Regions from separate parts of the Homo sapiens genome. Here regions 1 and 2 are each linked to region 3. A link is a contact called in ENCODE Hi-C or POLR2A ChIA-PET data. All regions are on one chromosome and are shown on one strand. Each heading gives the region's core, a stretch centred on a gene start or an enhancer-like site at or near the end of the contact. The rest is flanking DNA. Distances are from core to core; before and after follow the strand shown. Region 1 holds the start of XYLT2 (xylosyltransferase 2). Region 2 holds the start of HEXIM1 (HEXIM P-TEFb complex subunit 1). Region 3 holds the start of KPNB1-DT (KPNB1 divergent transcript).

Region 1 (3,604 bases), core at 752-3,251, 2.7 Mb before region 3:
GTGGAATGAATGAATGAATGAATGAATCGTATTCCCAATGCACAGTGCTGGGATAATAAGAGTTATTTATTTACTGACAGCTGAGCATGTGCCAGGAACTCCTGCAAGTGCTTCACAGGCATCATTTTCACTTAATCTTTATAATCACCTAACACGGGAGGTGCCATTATTATCCCCATCTTGAGGAGGGATACTGATAAGGATAAGGGAGGAGGCAAAGTGATTTGCTGGTGGTCTTCTCAGGGTCAGAGCTGGAAGAGAGTGGTGAAGTGGGTGGTCCAGCTTCAGCACTCACCTTCCCATGCACCCCGTTATGCTGCCTGGCAACCCCAGAGTCAGGTGAGGGAGCAGCTGAGGGGGTCCAAGCAGCAATGGGTGCCTGGACCGCACAAGCTTTTTCAAACATTCCAGCCCAGGATTCCCCTATTCATTCAGCCAGGAAGCTGGAGGAGGAGGTGGTGGGGGATGGGGGCGGTAGCCCAGAGTGGTCACATATTCCAGGGTCAGAGGGCTCCCTAACTGCTTTGGCAGCCCATTCCATCTTGGAATGTCCCATCTGCCCAAACAGTCTTCTTACACTGGGCCTGAAACACTCTCCTACTTGCTTGTCCTACTTGTAGGTCTACACCCCACGGATGTCACGGAGCCAGCCCCACCCCCGCCCCCACCTCCTTTTGGAGTTATGGTCTCATGTGACTCTGTTCCAGCCCCCATCACCATCCCACCCTCTGGGTTCTCCCAAAAAAAGGCAAGGGCAGCTCTTCTGTCTCCACACCAGGCCTTCCAGACTGGCGAGATGCGGTAAGGGGTCGCGGGTATCGGGGCTTGCCGGAGGACAGCAGCAGATAGAGTCTCTGACCCGGAGCCCTGGAGGCAGCAGAACAGGGGCGCTGGGGGCAGGGAGGTCCTGACCTCTGGGCCACAGCTTAGGGCTGTGGTGTGGCCTGTCCTCTCCATCTCCGCAGCACGAACCCAGACCCAATGGACCCTTCCTCACCACACCGCTGAGGTGTCTGAGCCTCCCGCTGAAACCACATCGGGGAAGAGGGAGAAAGACCCTCGAGGCAGGGACTTGGGGGCTGAGACGGCTGTTGGTTGCCCCTGCTCTGCGGCTGGGGCTCTGTTACAGTCCCCATTCCCTTAAAGCCAGAGGGCCCCTCCCTAATTCCCTAAGGTCCTGAGGCCAACTCACCAGCTCAGTTCCTCCTCTCCCTGCCCTCCGGAGACCCATCCAGGTTCTTCAAACCCCCGGCTGAGGAAGCCACACCTCGGGAATACTCCAGTTCTCTCCTTCGGCGTCACTCCCTGTTCCTTCAGTTCCCGGGTACACACTTTGTCCCAGGCCTGAATTCCACCCCCGAGCTCCCCTTCCTCACCGGCCGCTGCCCCTCGGGCTCAGCTGGGGAAGGACGCCCTGAGTCCCTTGGCCCTACTCCTCCGCCCACGGCGCGCATATCCCCGCCCCCTCCCAACTTCAGAAAGTTTGGCCTGGGGCTCCCCACCTCCGAGCAGGTTCGGGCCCAGCCCCGCCTCCCAGCCCCGCTCGCCGCGCCTGACCTTCATCGCTCCCTTGGCCGGAGACCACCCTAGCATGACCTGCTCCCCCCGCCCGACTCCCAATCCACCAGGGCCCGGGTCTCCAGGTCACGCACTGCCCCCGCGCGCAGCTCCCTAGGCCTGCTGGGGAAGGGAGTGCCGGGGGCCGGATGCTCCGCTCTGGGCGACCGCCGGCGCCCCGCACGCACGCACGCGGCCCGTGCCCCACTTCCCCGGCTGGGGCCGCCCGCAGCCCCGCCAGGACCCCGCGCGCCCCCGCGCCCGGCCTGCCCGCCCGCCCGGCCGTCGGAGCACCTCGCCCGCCTCGTCCTCCTCCAGGCCGCTGAAGCTCCACACTACCAGGCCCTGCAGCAGCAGGATGGCCAGCGCCGTGGCAATCGCCAGCTTGTAGCGCCGCACCAGCTTCTGCACTCGCGCGCTCGCCACCATCTTCCTGCCCGGGACGCGGGGCGCGCGCCCAGCCCTGCAACCCGGCCGCGAGCGCGCGCACGGGCGCGGGGCTGAGCCGCCCCCCCTCCTCCACGCCTAGGGAGGCGGGCCGGGCGCGCGCCGGGGCGGGGCCGGGGGCGGGGCCTGCGGGGCCAAAGCACGGCGCACCGCAGGCTAGGGGTGGAGCCGGGGCTCGCAACACCTTCAGTCCCGGCAGTCGCGGGCGTGGGCTTGAGCGCGTGCCTTCTGCGCTCGTGTCTCCGCCGGTGCCCCTGGCTCCCACGTGTGCTCCCCTCCACCTGGACGGCGAGCGCCTGGTGCTGGGGAGTGGAGGGTCTGCGGCACAACCTCTCTTGCCTGGTGTCGGGGGTCGTGGGCGAGTTCAGTCCCACGCGGGTAAGCTCTCGGTCCCGGGGGCCCAGGGAACGCCAGGGCTCCCAGAGACGCCGCCTTGGGAGAGGGCGTGTGAGAGCCACAGGCGTCTGCTTAAAAACCTGGAGGCCGCACCTGCGGGGCAAAGTCTAACCCCTTGACTGGCATCAGAGAGCCTTCACGAATCCTCCTTTCCGCTCTGCGCTCATCCTAAGCATCCTCAGGCCGCTCCCAGAGTCGTGGTTCTCAAACTACTCTAGCGTGTGTTGGAGTCTCTTGGAGGTCTTGATAAAACAGATTTTTAGTGCCCCTCCTCCCTCCCCCAGAGTGTCTGCTTTGGTAGGTCGGTAGTGAGGCCTAAGCATTAGAATTTTCAGCAGGTTCCCAGGTGATGCTGATGCCTTTGCTCTGGGACCAAACTTGGAGAACCAGTAGACCTCGACACATGCTGCTCCCTCTGCCAAGTCCCCACCCCCTACACCATCAGTGGCATCCTCCCTGTGCGTCCCCAGCACTGTGCAGTGAGCACCAATCATACATCCGGTCGTGACTGCTCTGGGATCTCGCCCTGCCTTGGACACCCAGCAATGCTCAAGAAATGTTGCGGAAAGCAAGCAGGGGAGGCCCAGATTCCCGTCTAACCAGCTGTCCCTAACATTTGTTTGAGAACCCGGCGTGTTCAATGAGCACCGCATTGGACAAGGTCTAAGCACCTGCGGCCTTCCCTAAGCCTGGCAGGCCCATGGAGAGAGGGAAGGCGAGAAGAGCAAAACAGTGGCCACCAAAGCAAGGTGAATCCCCAGCTGGGGAAGCCAGGCACTGGGAGGAGGAAGTCATAAAAATAGCAAACACAAGTTAGAAGGTTTAAAGGGAAGACGTTAGGAACCACTACAGAGAGGTCTGGAAAGAGAAGTGGCTTACAAAAAAAAAAGTTTGAAAAGTTAGAAGGCCATGATGGAGGGGTTTGGAAGTTGCCACAAGGTTGGGTTGATGAGAGAATTCTAAACTGATGTGTACAGGATACACAAGCATTTGATGGTACATAAATAACCTCCTTTAATCGTCTTCTGCGCTTTAGCATTTGTAATCATTCTGTTCCTCCGCGTTTGTTAAATGGGAGAATTGTAAACTATGTTTCCGACGACAGTTTGGCTACTTAAGAGAGCCTACACTTCAATGATTTTGGAAAACATCAGTTGACATCCCGGCAATTGATATGTTAATTAAATATTGATCTTGTGTGCTC
Region 2 (3,511 bases), core at 915-3,414, 2.5 Mb after region 3:
TATTAAATTTATTATAACTAAAATGAATTTAATTGTTCTCAGATTTGGCCACCTTATAGCTCCGTTTAAGGAGGGGATTTGTTAAAAACAAAAATGCATTATAACTTGGTCAAATTACTTTCACATTAAGGAAAAAAACTTCTAAAAAGGAAAACAAGAAAAGCAACTCTTCAGTTTCACATAATTAAAAGAACAGGAGAAAGCACGCAAGCTACATATAGCTAAATTTACGAAACCAAAGCCAGGGGGATTTCTCTTCTGATTATGTGTCATAAAAAGGTCCACTGTCTTATATACACATGTATATAATGTTACATTCCATCACTGTAAAAAGTCCCCTTTGCCCCCTCCCCCAAAAAAGTTTCAGTCTAGTCTCCAAACTTGGAAAGCGGCGCTCGCTCCTGCTGCCGGTGCAGTTCGTTCTCGGTCAGCAGCTGGAGGTTCTCGGCGCGCAGCCGGTCCAGCTCCAGCTCCAGCTCCCGCACACGCGCGTCGTCGCCACCCAGCCGCTTGCTCTCCAGCCGCAGCCGGTTGTTCTCGTCCTCCATGCGCGAGAGGCACTTCTCCAGTTCCAGGTACTCCTTGATGAGCTCCTGCTTGCTCATGTTCTGCAGGCTCTCCGTGTGGTACCGCTCGTACGTCTCCGAGAAGTCCCGCTGCAGAAACTCGCTGCCGTCCCCTCCCATCCCATCGCTGCCCCCATCCTCCTCACCCCCTTCTTCCATGAAGTCGTCATCGCTGGTGTCGTCGGATTTGGCGGCGGCCCGCTTGGAGTACAGGCCGGTTTTGAGATCCGGCTCCTCCTGGTCGTGATCATCCATGAGGAACTGCGTGGTGTTATAGGGCGCGACCGGCTGGCCCTTGGCGAACATCTCGGCTCGGATCCTTGAAGCTCGAAGGCTCTGTTTCTCGTCGAACTTTTTCTTCTCTTCCCAGGTCAGCTTGTAGTACGGTTTCCAATGCCGCTTCTTCTTGGACGGGCGTCTCCTATGTTTTTTCTTCCCCAGCTGTCTCTGCTGCTGTCCCCACTCCTCTTCGCCCCCTGCGGCAGGAGCCCCCAACTTACTGGCCTCGGAGTCATGACAAGGCTGGGCGAGCAGCTCGGCCTCGGGCGTCGGTTCCACTTCTGCCGGCGGCGGGAAGTCGCCGCCAGCGGACGAGTCGTCCCCATTCTGGCCCTTCTCGCCCTCTCTCAGGCAGCTAGATTCTGGACAGGCCTGGGTCTGCAAGGGAGGTGGTTGGGATTCCAGGCTCCCTTCCCCCTCCGGCCCCGGACGGCCACCCAACTGGGGGAACGCTCTCGATTGCCACCTACTGTCCTCCTCGGGCACCCGCTCCTCCGCGCCTGGGGGGCGCTCAGGGTTCAGCTCTTCCTGGACAGCAGCAGCACCTGTACAGTTGCTAGTTTGAGGCTGGTGTTGATATTCTGACAAGAATGGCTCGGCCATGGCTAGTAGAGTCCTCGAAGTTTAAGAAATTTTGGCTAGTAAGTCCTTAAGGAAAAAAATGGGTTTTTCTTAAAAAAAAGAAAAAGAAAAAAAAAACAGTCCAACAGAGTCCTCTTCAGTTTGTAATTCCTGCAGTGACGCCTTTAGCTAGTCCTTCTATCAGCAAACTCCAACTGCAATCTGGGGAGCTCAAGTCAGTAAAGGGTTAAGCGCCCACAGTGCGGCCAGCTAGCGGGTCCAAGGGGGTGCAGCGGCAGGAACAGTACGTAATGGGCGGAGGTGGGCCTCAAACCTCCAAGCGGAGCACCCCAATAAAGGAGTTGGTGAGCAAGGTGATGAGGGTAAGTCCAGTGCGTGAAACCCAGCCCCGAAGGGGTTAAAACTACCGATGACGCTGCCTCCGAGGGGCCAGATCCACAAAGGGTTAAATCCCCTGCCGCAGAGCCCACAAGGGGTTAAAGTCCCGGCGCCACCTCCTCCCACTTCCACGGGTGTCGCTTCCACCCAAGCTCCCAGTTCCCTAGGCCCGGCCGTAGCCTCAGCAGAGGACAGACAAACTCATCTCCCCTTTGGCTCGATGCTCTGCTCTGCTCAGTTCTCCTCCGCCTCCTCCTCTTTTCCTCCCTCCCTCCTCCCCCTTCCCACAGCTCCTCTTCCGCGTCCTCCCCCGACTTTCCCTCCCAACCTGCCTCTCCACCTGCCAACTTCCAACTGCTGTCTCCCAGTCCTCTGCGCCCCTTTTATATAGAAGCTTTTTCGCCCCGCCCGTGCGCATGCGTAACGGAGTTCCCTTTGCGGGGCGCCGGGAGTCGTAGTTCTTATCTTTCGGGCCCGCCGCCCTCGCGCGCCGTGCGACGTAGCCAATCCCAGGACGCGTAGGGGGCGTCTCCCTGGCCGCCACCTTCCATCGCTTAGACCTCGCTAAAGAAACGCGAGCGGCCATTGGTGAAAAATCACACGACTCGCTGAGGAAGGACGGCCAATCGCAGAGAAGATGGGGCGGGTTCTGGACCGTACCATTCTGTTTCAGGAATACGAGAAGATTCGATGGCCTATGAGAGTCCTCACAGAATATTTTTATGAAAAGGTGCGTTATAAAGGCTATTATCGTATTTTGTTCTCAGCGGAGGGGTTCCGAAGGTTATGAACCTTTATTAACTAACGCAAGAATGGTTTATTCCTAAAAAGTAGTCCCTAAAATGTAAAAGAATTAAATCCTATAAAGAGAGACGTCGGCCCACGGCTGCTAACTCGCGAGTCTTAAGATTATAGAAATGGCTTCAAGGCGGGTGGTGAGTGCCTGAGACTGACACTTGCGGAAGGATATCGCGAGCACATTTTGTAAAGACCGAAGAGCGCATGAAGAAGTAAACAAATGAAGAATAAAAAGTGCCGCCTTAAAGGGACAGTGTGACTGCGTTTAGCGCCGCAGGCTCGCACTAGGCCTCGGAAGACGAAGAGGCGGGTTCGAGTCCCGGTGACGCGACTCCCGGACTGACCTCGGTACCCTTAGCTGAAGGTGGCGGAGTCCCAGCCCCAGCCTGGTCTCAGAAAGCCGCCCCCGCCCCAGGGGCAAATGCAAACTGGTGATTCGCGACCAAGGCTCTTCCCTGGGCCGAGATCGGAAAGCCGGGGCCGGGGGCGGGCGGGGGAGTGGAGGGGGAAGCGGGGGAAGGCCACGCCCCCACGCCTCAGCTTCTGTCGAAGAAAATGGCCTCCTGGGGCCGATTTGGTCTTTTCACTTCCGACCGAGATCATTTCCTGAGCCGGGACAGAGGAGGTCCGGGACAGCCATGAGGCTGTTTGTTGGGAAGAGTTCGGAATGATTAATGAGTTGAAATCATCAGCCCTGGCTATCCGAGAGGGAAGCAGGTCTCACCCGCAGAGGCCCTTCCTCATCAGTGGGCGCTGGGCAAGACTGGGAGGGAAGCATGGAGGAGGCCTTGCTCCGAAACTTGCTGCAGGGGATTCTGGCGCAGGGCTGGGGGGGCCGATTCCCCCGGGGGCGTAGTTTCTCAGAGAGAAATTCTCTAGACCCAAGCCCCCAGCCCTCCATAAACAGG
Region 3 (3,555 bases), core at 76-2,575:
CCTAACTTCCCTTCCCTCCCTCTTTCTCCCTCCCGCTGCACCGCCGCCCTCAGGCCGCGCAACGATTGGGCGGCAGGCAGCTCGGCGCGCCAAGCCATTGGCCAGTCGCGAGGCCCGGGGCGGGACACACCCACCGGCTTCCCGATGGCGGGGTTAGGTTGGACCGGGTTGGGGGGGGAGGGGGAGGGGGGAGGGGGACGGGATGGGGCGGGGTAGGTTCCCGAGGCCTGGGCCTCCGGGAGGGCGGGAAGGCCCCGCACGCAGGGGATGGGGACGCGGCGGGATGGGCGCGGCGGGGTAGCACGCACCAGGTTCTCCACGGCCGCACGCTCCAGGAACTTCTGCGCCGCTTCCAGCTCCAGCCGATCTAGGGGGAGGAAAGTGGGAGACGGAGCGGGGTCAGAGGGGCCGGGCCTCCCCTCCCCCACCCCAATCACCTCAGCCCTACCCCCGGCTCCTGCGTCCTACCGGGAGACACGGTCTTCTCGAGAATGGTGATCAGCTCCATGGCGGAGGTGGCGGCGGCGGCGACTCCTCCTAAGACGACGGCCCGGCCTTTCGGGCGGCGGCTCGAACTGGGGATGGGGGTTGGGGGTCGGGTGGGAAGGGAGGGTGGGGTGGGGGGCGGGGGTCACCACAAACCCATTCACCGGCTCTGTCTGGGTAGTCGGTCCGGCTCCCCTTCCTCTCCTCTTCCCTTACTTCCTCCCTCCAAATGGGCTGCTGGCGGCGGGGGAGGGACCCTGGGGGCAGCTCAGAGCGCGCTGGTGCTCGGGAGGCGGAGGGAGAAAGAAGGAAGGGAGGCTGTGAGTGAGAGGCGGCGCGCAGGGAGGGAGCGAGGGAGGGAGGAAGGCGGAGGGATATTCGGACCGGACCTCTCCGCGGAGGCGCCGCGCTCCACGACGATTGGCCGTTGTCCTGGCCACGCGGAATCCCTAACTGGCCAGGCGCTCAGCGTCGAAGGGCCGTCTCGCGCCCATTCGCCTGCTGGTTTCAAGGCCCGGGTTGGCTGGGCGGGCAGCGGAATGGAGCGCGCGGATTGGCCGAGGGGAGGGAGATTGGGATGGGGTAGGAGAGAGCCCGCCGTTGATTGGGTGGGCTTGGTAAAGGCCTTGAGCTCAGACCGGCTGAGCGCTGGGAGGAGGGTGGACCGGAGGCACGACTCGGATCCTGCGCGATTGGCTGGGATAGTAGGCGTTGATAGGATAGGGTGCCCGGGAGAACTAAGGAGAGGAGTTCGGGGTCGGGGCGCGGGAAGGCGGGAGGTGCCCGGCAACCCTAGGAGCCCGGCGCGGGGCACGATGGGACGCCCCCGGGAAGAGGCGGAGCTGGGTTCGAGCGCTGGGGCTGCGGTTGGGTAAGCGCCGTCGCTCCGAGGGGCGTGTTGCGCGAGGTTTTCGCGGGCCTGAGCGGGGGAGGGGGGACTGTTGAAGTCCTGCGCCGCGCCCACAGGAAGCTGCTTTAATGGCTAGGTCGGCTTGGTACCCTGCTTTCGGCTGGGAGGGATCCGTAAGGCCATGTGGCTCCACTGCCAATGTGTAGATGTGGAAACTGAAGCCCAGAGAGGGTATGGAACTTGTCCAAGGTCACACAGCTGGTTAATGGCTTGGTAAGGAATGGGTTCAGGAGCCCAGAGAGGGTCTGGAACTTGTCCAAGGTCACACAGCTGGTTAGTGGCTTGATAAGCTCAAGCTCTCCTGACGGCCCTTGTCCCTACAAGCAGCTTCCTCTCCAAGGAGTCCCCTAAGCCTGCTTATATGGGGCTTGAGACCTGTGCTGTGATAAATCTGACTTGCTTAGGGGTGAGCTAAGGGATTCCTCCTCTTAGACCCCCCATCCATAGCTACCAGGTACTTGACAGGATGGAAATGTTTCACCCTCCAAAAGTACCCTGTAAAGGCCCAACCTCGAACCAGAAAGAATGTGTGTACAGGAATAAAGGATTGTGGTTCTTAACCTGTTTCAGTTCTCAACCCCGGAAGAAACTCATGAATGCCTTTTCTTAGCAAAATGCATATAAAGAAAACGTGGGCCGGGCGCTGTGGCTCGCGCCTGTAATCCCAGCACTTTGGGAGGCCGAGGGGGGCGGATGACGAGTCAAGAGATCGAGACCATCCTGGCCAACATGGTGAAACCCCGTCTCTACTAAAATATAAAAAATTAGCCCGGTGTGGTGGCGCGTACCTGAAGTCCAAGCTATTCCTGAGGCTGAGGCAGGAGAATCGCTTGAACCCTGGACGCAGAGGTTGCAGTGAGCCGATATCGCGCCACTGCAGTCCAGCCTGGCGACAGAGCGAGACTCCATCTCAAAGAAAAGAAAAAAAATGTGCATACAGTATGTGGCTCAGGCCTGCAATCCCAGGACTTTGGGAGGATCGCTTGAGCCCAGGGGTTCAAGACTAACCTGGACAACTTAGCGAGATCCTGTCTCTTTTAAAAAAAATGAAGATTTTTAAAATGATAAAGGAAAAGTGTAATAATAGGGCCGGGCGCGGTGGCTCATGCCTGTAATCCCAGCACTTTGGGAGGCCGAGGCGGGCGGATCACTTGAGGTCAGGAGTTCAAGACCAGTCTGGCCAACATGGTGAAACCCTGTCTCTACTAAAAATACAAAAAAAAAAAAAAAACCTAGCCGAGCGTGGTGGCGCACGCCTATAATCTCAGCTCCTCAGGAGGCTGAGACAGAATCTCTTGAACCCGGGAGGCAGAGGTTGCAGTGAGCCAAGACTTCACCACTGCACTTCAGCCTGGGCGACAGTTAAGACTCTCAAAAAAAGAAAAAATAAATGGTAACAAAGAATTTCTTGAATTGTTTCATTTTCACAGTAATGATGTAGGGGTAATTGGATGTAGCTGGTTCATAGAGCTTTTTACCATATGACTTGAGCTTGTGAGGTAATTGCCCTGCAGTAGCCACACTGGGAAAACCTAGGAGGAAGTCTGACTTTGTTGAAAGGTTTCACAAAGAATTAGGAAAGATTGGCCAACTCTTTGTTAAAAGAGGAAGAAATGGTCTTTCTCTGCTAGAGATATCTTTGCAGTTTTGAAGCTAGAAATGTAGGGACACCATTCCTCACACCATACTGTGACTAGTGGATTTCCCATGGCTTAGCAGCTAACCCCAGCCTTTTGCTTCATCTATTAACTGTGGAAGAACTGCCCTGTGTGTGTAACTTTGTTATAAATCAGTGAAGATTGGGCCAGGGCGTGGTGGGTCACGCCTTTAATCCCAGCACTTTGGGAGGCTGAGGTGGGCAGATCAACTGAGGTCCGGAGTTAGAGACCAGCTTGGCCAACACAGTGAAACCCTGTCTCTACTGAAATACAAAATTAGCCGGGCGTGGTGGTGGGCACCTGCAATCAATCCCAGCTACTCAGTAGGCTGAGGCAGGAGAATTGCCTGAACCCGTGAGGCAGAGGTGGTAGTGAGCTAAGATTGCACCACCGCACTCCAGCCTGGGTGACAGAGCAAGACTCCATCTCAAAAAAAACCCACTGTACTCCAGCCTGGATGACAGCAAGACTCCATCTCAAAACAAAACAAAACAAAACAAC

What was found. Hi-C counts contacts between places; a loop is a spot of excess contacts on that map. ChIA-PET counts read pairs that join two places held with the same protein, here RNA polymerase II (POLR2A). Pooled maps may share reads with other maps.
Region 1: a map of CD8-positive, alpha-beta T cell shows a loop between it and region 3 (13-fold over the local background). The contact joins the promoter of XYLT2 here to the promoter of KPNB1-DT in region 3. A Hi-C loop is called at or near these places in 1 of 168 maps with a recorded cell type or tissue (CD8-positive, alpha-beta T cell) and 2 of 50 pooled maps. POLR2A ChIA-PET finds 5 or more read pairs at or near these places in 1 of 52 experiments (naive thymus-derived CD8-positive, alpha-beta T cell).
Region 2: a loop to region 3 is called in a pooled map, with 17 times the contacts of the local background. The contact joins the promoter of HEXIM1 here to the promoter of KPNB1-DT in region 3. A Hi-C loop is called at or near these places in 8 of 50 pooled maps. POLR2A ChIA-PET finds 5 or more read pairs at or near these places in 3 of 52 experiments (B cell, WTC11 and naive thymus-derived CD8-positive, alpha-beta T cell).

Annotation. Positions count from the first base shown.
Region 1 is chr17:50,344,523-50,348,126 of GRCh38, reverse strand. It overlaps XYLT2 (xylosyltransferase 2), which reads right to left and starts at 2,001. Exons shown (of 11, transcript NM_022167.4): 1 at 1,852-2,001. The coding sequence starts at 1,986. RefSeq lists silencers at 585-879, 1,695-1,784, 1,855-1,954, 2,015-2,214.
Region 2 is chr17:45,147,128-45,150,638 of GRCh38, reverse strand. It overlaps HEXIM1 (HEXIM P-TEFb complex subunit 1), which reads right to left and starts at 2,164. Exons shown (of 1, transcript NM_006460.3): 1 at 1-2,164. The coding sequence starts at 1,448. The coding sequence ends at 369. It overlaps HEXIM2-AS1 (HEXIM2 antisense RNA 1), which reads left to right. Exons shown (of 3, transcript NR_186789.1): 3 at 1-977. RefSeq lists enhancers at 506-1,061, 1,466-1,575, 1,626-1,675, 1,726-1,775, 2,179-3,061 and 1 more.
Region 3 is chr17:47,647,198-47,650,752 of GRCh38, reverse strand. It overlaps KPNB1-DT (KPNB1 divergent transcript), which reads left to right and starts at 1,325. Exons shown (of 4, transcript NR_171700.1): 1 at 1,325-1,357. It overlaps KPNB1 (karyopherin subunit beta 1), which reads right to left and starts at 834. Exons shown (of 22, transcript NM_002265.6): 1 at 469-834; 2 at 309-367. The coding sequence starts at 508. RefSeq lists silencers at 164-303, 414-483, 914-1,093, 1,104-1,153, 1,164-1,433 and an enhancer at 1,834-2,679.